Regions from separate parts of the Homo sapiens genome. Here region 1 is linked to region 2. Evidence: chromatin contacts called from ENCODE Hi-C data. All regions are on one chromosome and are shown on one strand. Each heading gives the region's core, a stretch centred on a gene start or an enhancer-like site at or near the end of the contact. The rest is flanking DNA. Distances are from core to core; before and after follow the strand shown.

Region 1 (4,922 bases), core at 1,186-3,685, 510 kb before region 2:
GATCAATGACCTCTTTAGAGCTAAAGTTCAGTAAAGTCAGTCATTTATTTTGGATATATCAGGTGATTAATTGCTACATAATTCAGCATATGGAGCTAATGTTAATAGCTTTCCATGGGAAAAATTACTCACAGGGATTATTTTTAAAATCACTTTCTTTCATTTTGTCATCTAAAACAAATTCCTTGAAATGGCCAGTGTCCAAAGTGGCTGTTACTACTTTTCAGCTGATTATAGAGCTTCAAATCTGGGTTACAGTGAAACTGTGTGGATGGACTTTTTTTGTTGTTGTTGCCAAATACCTTTTTAATGTGTCTGGTTCTACAGATGGATACACTAGTGAACAGCACAGACACAAACAGTTGATTGGACAAGACAACATAGCATATTAAACATTAGTAAAAATGAGGAAATTACACAGTGCTATGAACTACCCTCATTCTTTTTTCCAACATATTTACTGAATACTCACTTTATGACAGACATCATTCTAAGTGCTGAGGATAAAACAAAGTGCATGTTCTCATGGAGCTCATTTCTCTATATAACTGGTTCACCTGAGGTCTGATTCTGCATTCCAAGATAGCTGGAGTGAAAGATTAGTATGAGGTAAAGAAATAGAGGGTAAATAAGAAAATGCTCTCTGGAGGTTATTAAAAAATATAGAGGCAAAGTCCTGGCAAAAGAACGAGAAACGGGGTGAAAGGGAGAAGGAGGAAGAGAGAAATTAATCTTTATCAAATATTTTATTATTATTCTATTTCTTAAGCCTTATTCCTGCTTCTTAAGACAGACTGTGAATAAGCCATCTCTGTATCCCAACTAATGCAATGACTCTGGGGGTACTGTCAGATCCAGATTTATATGACAGATTTTTGACTTACTAATTTGTGGGACCCTAGGCAACTACTAGAATGTCTTGAAGACTTAATTTCCTGCAGCACTACCTCATAGAGTTGCTTTAAAAAAGTATTACTAGCTTACAGACGGTACTGTTATAAGTGCTTCAAATATATAAATCCTCATAAAGATTCTGAGGTAGGTATTATTAGCTTCATTTCATGTCAGAGCAAACTGAGGCATAAAGAAGTCATATAGCTTGTTAACGGTTGTATAGCTAGTGTCTGGCAAAACCAGGAATCTTAACTTCCAGAGTCTGTGGTTTAACCACTGTTCACACTGTCTATAATAGCATATAGTAATATAAGATTAGAACTAAATAGGGTGCATTCCACTGCAAAGTTCTTTCTCACCTTCTTCTACTCCATTATTTGTTGACTATTTACTGATCCCCATGTTGTCTTGCAACTGTGATAGATAATAGAGAACAAGGGTGAACACAGCATATCTGGTTCTTGCCCTCCTGGAGGTTCTGGCCATTAAGCAAATAACAATTCCTCCCAAGGTTCTCAGGCTTCCCTGTTTTCTCCTATTTCTCTATCTGTCCAGCAGTACTCCAGCCAACCAATCTAAGACTGACCGGCGTGAGCAGAGAACAGAGTCTCCAGGAGGTCTGTGGCCAGGGCCAGGCGATTTATGGGAAAGAGGCAGACATTTTCCTGGGTTAGTGACCTTGTTTTCTCTCCGAACCTCCGCTTAAAATGGCGGGATTTGTACCAAGGTTCTTTCCCGCACCAACCTTCCATTATTCACCCTTCTCCCCACCCCCAAGGCCCGTCGGGCCTATCCCTGACCCGCGTTCCTGCACTTGAGGTGCATTTCCGCACCTGGATCCCCAGATACTGTTTTTCCCCCACGTTGAGTCTCCCGAATTTCACGAGAACTCTCTCTCGCGGTCTCTGCCCCGCCCCTCGCACCCAGGCCCCGCGCCCGCTGTGGGCTGCCGCCCGGGACCGAAGCTCTCAGAGCCCGCAGCTCTGGTTCACCAACCGCTGGGTGGGAGCCAGGCCCGGCCTTTGAGTGGCGGCCGGGGTGGTCTGCGCTCGGCCCCAGGAAAAATCTGGCACGGGCCAATCGCAGGGAGGCGAAGGGCAGCTCCGGAGGTCCTGGCCAGAAGCATTGGTCACCCAGGCCAAGCAGGCGTCGGGGCGTGGGCACAAGCAGAGCTCGCGGCCCTGACCGCGGCCATTGTGCTTGGCTGCCTCTCCTCAAGGCCGTGGTGGGCAGGGCAGCAACGGGAGAAGCGCCGAGAGCGCCACTGCAACGACTTTCCCCTACCCTCAGCTACTGTGCTTTCATGTAGTGAAAGAAACAGGGAAAAGGTTTGGGTTCCTTCTGCGGCTTATGAAGACGACAAAAAACGAAAAGAGTGGGGGCGGGAGGCAGAAGCCGCGAGCCTCTGCGCGCGCCCGGTCACGTGGGCCGCAGGGATCGCATGGCGGCGGCCTGCGCGCCCCCGCGTCCCCGCCGGCCAAGCCGACCGGGCGCGCGCGCCGACGGGGCGGGCGCATGCGCAAGGGGGCGCGCCGCCTCTGCCCCGCGGCGAGGGTGTCTATGGAGAGGCGGCGGCCGCGGCTGCTGAGGCGGAGGCTGAGGCAGTGGCGATGGCGCCCTTTCCTGAAGAAGTGGACGTCTTCACCGCCCCACACTGGCGGATGAAGCAGCTGGTGGGGCTCTACTGCGACAAGGTAACGGAGCGCTGAGCCTCCCGCTGTGGGCGGTGCGGGCGGCGATGGGGAGCGGGCTGGGTTCTTGGGGCGGCCTGGCCTGCGCCGCGCCCGCAGCCCCGTGCCGTCGCCGCGCGAGTAGCCGCCTGCGCAGCTGTCAGCGCCGCCCGCTCCCGCAGCCTGCCCGCCCGCTGCGAGGCCTTCGCAGAGCCGGCCTGGCCGCCGCCTCGGACGTGCTCTCGGGGCGGGCGGCGTCCCCTGCCGAGGGCCTGGCGGCTGAGGAGGGGCGCTACCGGCGTCACTGGCCGCCCTCGGGCCGGCCCCACCGCCGCGCTGGGACTCCCGCTGCTGCCTCTAAGGAGAGCGGCCCTACCTCCTCGAAGCCCTGGGTGCCCCGGCCGGCCACCTGCGGTGGACTCCCATCTGCACCGAGTAGTTGTTCCCGTCCCCCGTCACTCCCCCGGGCCTGTTCGGGGCTCTCCGTGCAGACACCCACCCATCCTCTGCACCTCTCGCTGGCTTCCTGGCTGGAACTGCAGCGTCTCCCAGCTACCCGGTTCCTTTTACCCCCGGCTTTCTTCACTGGTTTGATTTGGGAGAAAAGCCAAGTTTAGAACTGAAGAACCTTCACTCTTCATGTGTCGTTATCGTTTTCCTTGCAACTTTTATTGCCCTGAACACTTACTGGATGTAGATTTTGTTATAAGACAGCAATTCTCTCTTGGATTTCTTTATATGAGCTCGAATAAAGGGGGCCTCAGGAAAAGTTGGTTTAACTGTGAGAACCATTTTGGGCCCATAATTGGTGCAGCATAAGCTGAAGAGGCACTTTTGTGGAGATGGTTCAGGGCCCTTTGCTAGTGATTTTAAAACAATATTAACATTCCACGTATTTGTCAGTTTATGTTGGGGAAAGTCATGGATATCTGCAAACCTCAGGCAGTCCCGTTTCTTGTGGAAATGATCCAACTAAATAAAGCATTCAAATGACTACTGTTTAAGCATAGAAATCAACTTTTAGGAATTCTCAGAAATTGCATAGCATTATGCAGAACCATTGTCTACAGAAAAGAGGGGTGTTTCATAGCTCAGCCAGGCGATTGGAGGATGCCCAGGGTATTCACTGTTAGGCCACACTCAAGACCAGCAATTTAAAGCAGTGACGTTGAATTTCAAATCTTAGCACTCCATCTTCTCCCTCCCTCCATTCTGAAAATTTAGAAACACCCAGTTCACATGAGTTGGAAACACCAGGACTGTCTAGGACAATGGTTTGCAACCTTGGTTGCTTATTAGCCTTAAACTAAAAACTATTAGAAGTCCTGATGTCTAGGTCACTAAAATTAGGATTTCACCCAGACATCAGGTATAAATGATTAAAGCTCTCCATTTGAGTGCAGTATGCAGCTGAGGGTGAGAACCACTCATCTAGGAGAAGCATGAGGAATGGTTAAGCCATTAAGCAAGAGGGTATATCCCTGAATTTTTTACTTAGCAGTATTATAGTGTTTTTATCCTCTCTGGCTTTTGAATATCGTTCATTCAGACACCATTCTTTAATAGCAGGAAAGAAAAAAAAAATGGTCTCAAAAATCGAAAGTGGAAGTGAAGACTAACAGAATCCAAGGTTTTCTCTCCACTTTAGACTGTGGAGAGGTAGCCTAGGATCACCTGAAATTATATGGAAAATTTTGTGCGTGTGTCCATTTTCCTAGGGTGTTTGTAGCTTTCATCGATTTCCAGATGATTGTGACCTCCCAAAATAAAGAATCACAATTTAATTTACTTGCAGACTAAGGCTAAGCAGCCTTATTTTAAAATTTTCAAGAAGTTAGTCGCTCTTTTTCTGTCTCTTCCTGGTGGTTGAGAGTATTTGAACAAATTTTGAAAATGCAGTTGCTTTTTTACAAGATATCTGAGCCAAGAGTCTTTTCAGTAATGTTCCCACTTGCATAACTAGTTTAATAAAGCATTTTCAATTTGACATGGTGTAAGTCAAAATTATTACTAATTCTGAATTAATTAGATATAGTTAATGAGATTGTTGTATACGTTTATCACGAAGATTAAAAGTCCAATTTTCTGAACTGAAACTGAGGCGATTTAGGGAAAAAAAAATGCATAGGAATTTTACATCTGGATTTCTTCTTGATACTGATAGCCAATGGAAATCTCTCTTAGGATGTCCTTTGGGAGCTAGAGTGGAAAATAAGTATTTTGTAATGGTTCAGTAATCTTAAAGGAATTAAAGGAAGAGTACCTTGTTTGTTTTTATCCATTTATCATCTCACGTTTTGCCATCCTTTGGTTGTATAGACCAAGGATATCCAACCAAACAGTTTACAATAAAACTAT
Region 2 (5,218 bases), core at 1,284-3,783:
AGGAGCAAGTCTAATGTACAACAGAATCATAGGGACAATAGGAGAAAGTGGAGACACCTGGCAAGCTCAGCGAGGAGAAGGTGAAAGAGGACTACAGAACACCCTGAAGCCAAAGGGAAAACAGGAACAAAAAAAATTTGCTGAAGAAGGACCATCGTTCCAAAGTGTCCCCTCATCTCTGACTCTTACATGAATTGGGCCTCATTTAAGATCAAAGATACCTTTCTAAAGTCCTTTGGGCCCCAGATGGTGCTCTTAGGACCACCACCTTGAATCTATATGCAGTTGACCTCAAAAAACATCTGATTATTTGGGCATGAGTGATGTACACCAAGGTGGCTGGAGAACAGACTGGAATTCCCAAACATTTTCTCAAGTTACCACCAACTGCCCTCTGGTTCAGGCTCCAACAGGGCCACTGATCATCTATCACCACAACCAAATGGCAGTTATTAATTTCGTGATACCATTTCTATAGTATCTGAATATTTATTTGCTATAAAAATGACAAGAATTATGATAAAAAGAACAGTAAAATATGACTCTTACCATTTATGAATGCTTTAGAATCAAAAGACTAAGTCCTTTATAAATGATTCAGCATTTGATTTTTTTTCCTTAGATTGGCTCAAATTTTACTTTACAGGTCATAAAATTTTAAAGCCCTGTGCATTTGGAGGTCTGGTTCAGGATGAAGACTCTTAGGCTTGGAGTCAGAAAACCCAGCTCTGATCCAACTTTTCTTGCTGTGTGACCTTGGGCAGGTAACATCTTCTCTGAGACACAGTTTTCTCCAAATGGAGTGGACAATGTATGCCCTGAGTCTTGTTCAGGCTTGTGGTGAGGAGCAAAAGGATAAAAGGGCTGAGCGTGCTTGGTAGATGAATGTACTGATTGGAAACACAAAGAACATCCGTGACCATTTATTTATTTCTAAATCACTCATTAATCTTTGCTAGTTCTTGTTGTGTTTACTATTATGAATGAATGTTAGGTGTTGCATCCCACCTTCTATTTGAAAGACCATTCTTGGCAAATGTTCAAAACAACATTTATGAGTTAATAACAGATTCGAGTTATTCCCTTCAGGATTAGATAAGTTATGCTAAAAAATAAATTCAGGGGCTTCAAAACAACAAAGGTTTACCTCCTGGTCACATTATATATTCATTGCAAAGTTTCCTTCTTGCAATCACTTGGGGCCTCAGGTTGATGGAGCAGCCACCATCTCCCATGTTGGGTCACCATAAGGGAGGAAATGCTGCTCTGGGCATCTCACCCCTGTAATTGAATGCTCAACTGAAGTGACATCACTCACTTCCGCTCACATCTTATTGGCCAGAGCTGACCACATGGCCCTCTCCCAACCTCACAGAACAAGGGAGGGCCATTCTACTGTGGGCCTGGAAGGCAGAGAACTAGAAGTTTTTAGAGAGCAGCATTTTCAATAACCACATGCACCCTCCATGGATTTGCAGTGGTAGAGCATGTTGACTGGTAGTACTGATGGAGACCACCTTTATTTGCATTATGTAACAGACTTTTATGGAGCACATCCTAGATGTCAGGGATGATGCCCAGCATGGGAGATGCAAAGTCATAGATAAGTTCTCGGTCCTAAAATGCCACACAAGAAATATGCACTGGATGTTCTGTGAGCTTCAACCAGCCACTTCATCCAGCCTGAGGAAAGGGAAATAGATTCCTGGAGGTGGTGAGTCCTACAGGAGCAGTCGAGCATGCAGAGGCTGGAAAAGAAAGGTGTTCTGGGCAATCAGGACAGCATGAGCCAGCCAAGGCATGGGTGATGCCAGCTCTGCATGTGTAGGGCCCTCCAAGCAGTATTTGCTGCTGGAGCATCAAATGGGAGATGAGATGGTCAAGAAGAGTGAACCTGGGTGGAAGGAGAACTGGTTAGAAGGTAGTGATGGCATCCAGGGAAGAGAGGGTGAGTCCTGTAATTGGGCAGTGAAGGGGATGGAGGAAGGGAGCCAGGCTCCAGAAACCATGAAATGCTGCCTTCGGCTCTGAGCTCCCGAGAAGCAGCAGAGCAGAGGGAGGGAATAACATGCAGCCAGAAGGACAGACCTGGATGCTGTGTGCACCTGCTTGGAAGCCACAACTCTTTGGTGTAAGCCCTGCTTCCCCACTTCATGGCTGTGTTACCCTGGACAAGTTATTTGCCTTCTCTGTGCTTTAGTGTCCCCATCTCAAAAGTAGGGATAATAATAGAAAACGCATAAGTCTGAGGTTATGTATATTAATACGTACAGAGGACAGGGACTGTGGTATCTGGCTGGGCTAAAGAAGTGTGGACTATCTTTTGTAGCCTCTGCAGGGGTTCCTGCCTCTCCCAGCCAGGCCAAGCCTGCTCTGCCAGCTGAAATGTCAACATGGGCGGTTCCTGTCTGAAGTCCCCACAGACAAAGGATGCTTTGCACCCAGGGGACCTGAGCAGTGTCCTTTTCTGTTTGTCTCACAGAGGCCTTCCTTTTCTGGCCGCAGCTGACCCGAGGGTGGGCGGACCCCGCAGCAGGCTCTTTTCTGCTGAGTCATCCTGCCTGGCCTGCCTGGCTGGAGTGACATAGCAGGAGGAGCTGGCTCCCCTGCAGGCTGAATCTGTCCTGGGGGTGGGGTGGGGAGGGTGGTAACATTTTATTTAGGGGGATCAAAAAGCCTCCAGATGAAACAATGGTGGTTTTTTTTTAATGGGTATGGTGGGCTGTTTGCCAAAGCTTGGCCTGCCAAATAGTGCTGGTAAAGGAGGGACTGTTGTCACTGGGTTTTTGGCCATGAATTTGCATCCTAGCAGGAGGCAGGAGGCAGCAGCCTAGGAAGGCCTGGTCTTATTTTTATCGTGTAAGAATGAGGTACCCTTTGGTAGAGTTTGTGAGAATCTGTTTCACTTCCAGAGCTACGCATGCTGAGTAATAATGATTGCTGACTTTTTTGAGCACTTGGTGTATGACAGCCTCTCTACCAAGCTTTCAAAGCATTCTTTCATTCAGTCCTTACCAGCTTGTGAACTAGGTTCTCTTCTTATTTCTGTTTAACCCACGAGGGAACTGACTTTCAGAGCGGTTAAGTCAGTTGTGTGAGGTCACGCAGCAGAAGGTGGCAGAGCAGGCAGTCTGATGCGGGGGCACAATCTCTCGATGGGTACACCTTGCAGAGGGCTGTAGGAGTTACTGGGGGCGTGTGCAGCAGGGAGTCTCACACGCAGTGGGTGTACAAGAAATAGCCTCCATCCCTTTTATCACTATTATTTATTCCTTCTAAACAAACAAACAGCAACCATTCAACATGGCGATGTGATTTTGAAGGGATGATTTTGGTCCTGCTTGAGGACATGTCTTGTGTCTTGACTCCACATCACTAGGACATGGGCAGTCTGCACACAGAGACCTCAGGAATGTGACACCCCGGCCCCCTACTTCTATTGCTTTCAGACTGTCTTGGGTTGACCTTCTTTAGTAGCAGGATGACCTTCACTCTCCATATCTTTATTTCATGGTTCAGGACTCAAATGTGTAGGTTGTAGAAATTTTACAAATTCCAGACAGGCTTACCACATTTAAAATACCACTGACAAGTGTGTAATGCCTACCTTTTTAACTCCATGTAGGTCAGCTACATAGTACTCTCAGGGAGTAAGAACTTTCCTAAAGCAACTCGGAACTGGGCCATTTTGCTTACTTGCTGGCGGCCTGATAATACCAGGGCTTCTCGGTGTTGCTAAGAGTTTCCAAGGAGAGAGATTTGCTTCTCTCCCATTTTCCCCTTCCAGGGCACCAGAATGAGCTCGCTGCTGGAGCCTAGGGCACGTTCTTCACTTGGTCACCATCAAAATAAAATTACCAAGCACGCAGGTACTGACGAAGCCTGTCACTACACAAAATTAATCATTTTAAAAAGTAAATGACCCAGTTTCCTGTGGTGTGTGTTTTTGGGGCCCAGGGAGTGCCCTTCCCCCCTCAAGTGAATTGGAGATGCCTCAGATGATGTCAGCTCACTCTGCAAGCGACAGAGAGATGGGTTGGCAAGATCTGCAGCATGAGCCTGGGATCCGGCTGCCATTTGGGCTGCTGTCGGCATCACTGTGGAGACCATTAATCTTCAACTTACGACGACTGAGCCTTCTCGGGGCATTGAGTTTTCTTGTTCTGTTTTGTTCAGCGTGGCATTCAAGATTCCTTCACAGAAATCTGTGTCGGGGCAGGAAAATGCTATGTGAATTATGTCCTTGTGAAGTCACCATCTGGCCAATATTCATCTTGCTTAGTGAAATATCAAGGACATCCTTCGGCACAGATGCTGCGGGGCAAGAACATAGCACACAAGTGACTGCAGTCATAAACCAACACGCAATCAAGTGTAATTAATGCACCTGGTGCCCACTTCAGAGTTCCAGTCCCACAGTCGCACACTGGTTGGCTTTTCCTTTTTCATATGTGGCTTTTTGTTGTTGTCAGGTTTTTTTTTTTTTCTTCCCTTTTGGGGTGGGGATAGATGTTTGCAGTTTGAATCGGCCCTGGGATCTTCAGCAGTAAATAAGTCACCATCATGGAGCTGGTGAAAATGGGAGTGTTTGTGTGCATTCAAGAAGCTGCATCACATGCAAACCGTACAATACTGAGCAGCATTCTGTGCCTTGAAAAGGCCATTGTCCCGTGCGTCTGGAATCCGTTCTCCTGTTGACACTCACTGGCTTTTGAAGGCCAGGTCCAGATACTGGCCTCCAAGTGCTTTTGTGCCAGATGGAAGAAGGGAAGGGATCCAAAACTTGGAAAAATAAAAGATAAAAACACAAAACAGTCCCCCATGACTTCTCTATCAGCAGGATTTCATAGCCTCCTTCCCCCTTTTCCACACTGGTCTTGACCTGGTGGTGTTTTAAAGTGGTGATGGGAGAGGAAGAGCAGCATTTTGCCTCACTGGAACTGAAATTCTGGAAGCTGTGAATCCTTTCTTTGGATGGAGACCTGGGGGTTAACTAGTGGGGCAAAGGTGGGGAGCAGAAGTTGCAGAAGAGAAACAGTGATATGAGGGCTCCTTATAACCCAAGAGCCATGTAAGTAAGGCATGGGGATATGGGAGGCAGGGGGGCCTTTACCTGGGGTTCAGGGACACATAAGGAAAGTGACCTGGGCTCACTTGCAGTGTTTCTGCTGTGCACAGAGGAGAGGAGGGATGCTCCTACAGTGACCTTGCTGTGGGC

What was found. Hi-C counts contacts between places; a loop is a spot of excess contacts on that map. Pooled maps may share reads with other maps.
Region 1: a loop to region 2 is called in a map of Right ventricle myocardium inferior, with 3 times the contacts of the local background. The contact joins the promoter of FBXL5 here to the enhancer-like site in region 2. A Hi-C loop is called at or near these places in 1 of 168 maps with a recorded cell type or tissue (Right ventricle myocardium inferior), 2 of 37 single-sample maps with no recorded cell type and 3 of 50 pooled maps.

What each region holds. Positions count from the first base shown.
Region 1 is chr4:15,652,870-15,657,791 of GRCh38, reverse strand. It overlaps FBXL5 (F-box and leucine rich repeat protein 5), which reads left to right and starts at 2,435. Exons shown (of 11, transcript NM_012161.4): 1 at 2,435-2,588. The coding sequence starts at 2,505. It also overlaps a transcript of FAM200B not described here. RefSeq lists an enhancer at 1,911-2,030 and silencers at 2,331-2,440, 2,365-2,542, 2,681-2,750, 2,781-3,000.
Region 2 is chr4:15,147,351-15,152,568 of GRCh38, reverse strand. The region is part of intron 2 of C1QTNF7-AS1 (C1QTNF7 antisense RNA 1); the gene reads left to right. Among named protein-coding and RNA genes, the nearest start is that of CPEB2, 150 kb to the right of the region's middle. RefSeq lists enhancers at 2,361-2,500, 1,636-2,592, 1,558-2,757, 2,593-3,549. Within about 2 kb of position 2,533, at least 19 of the 41 ENCODE cell types and tissues checked have a DNase peak (open chromatin) inside an H3K27ac peak, as active enhancers do.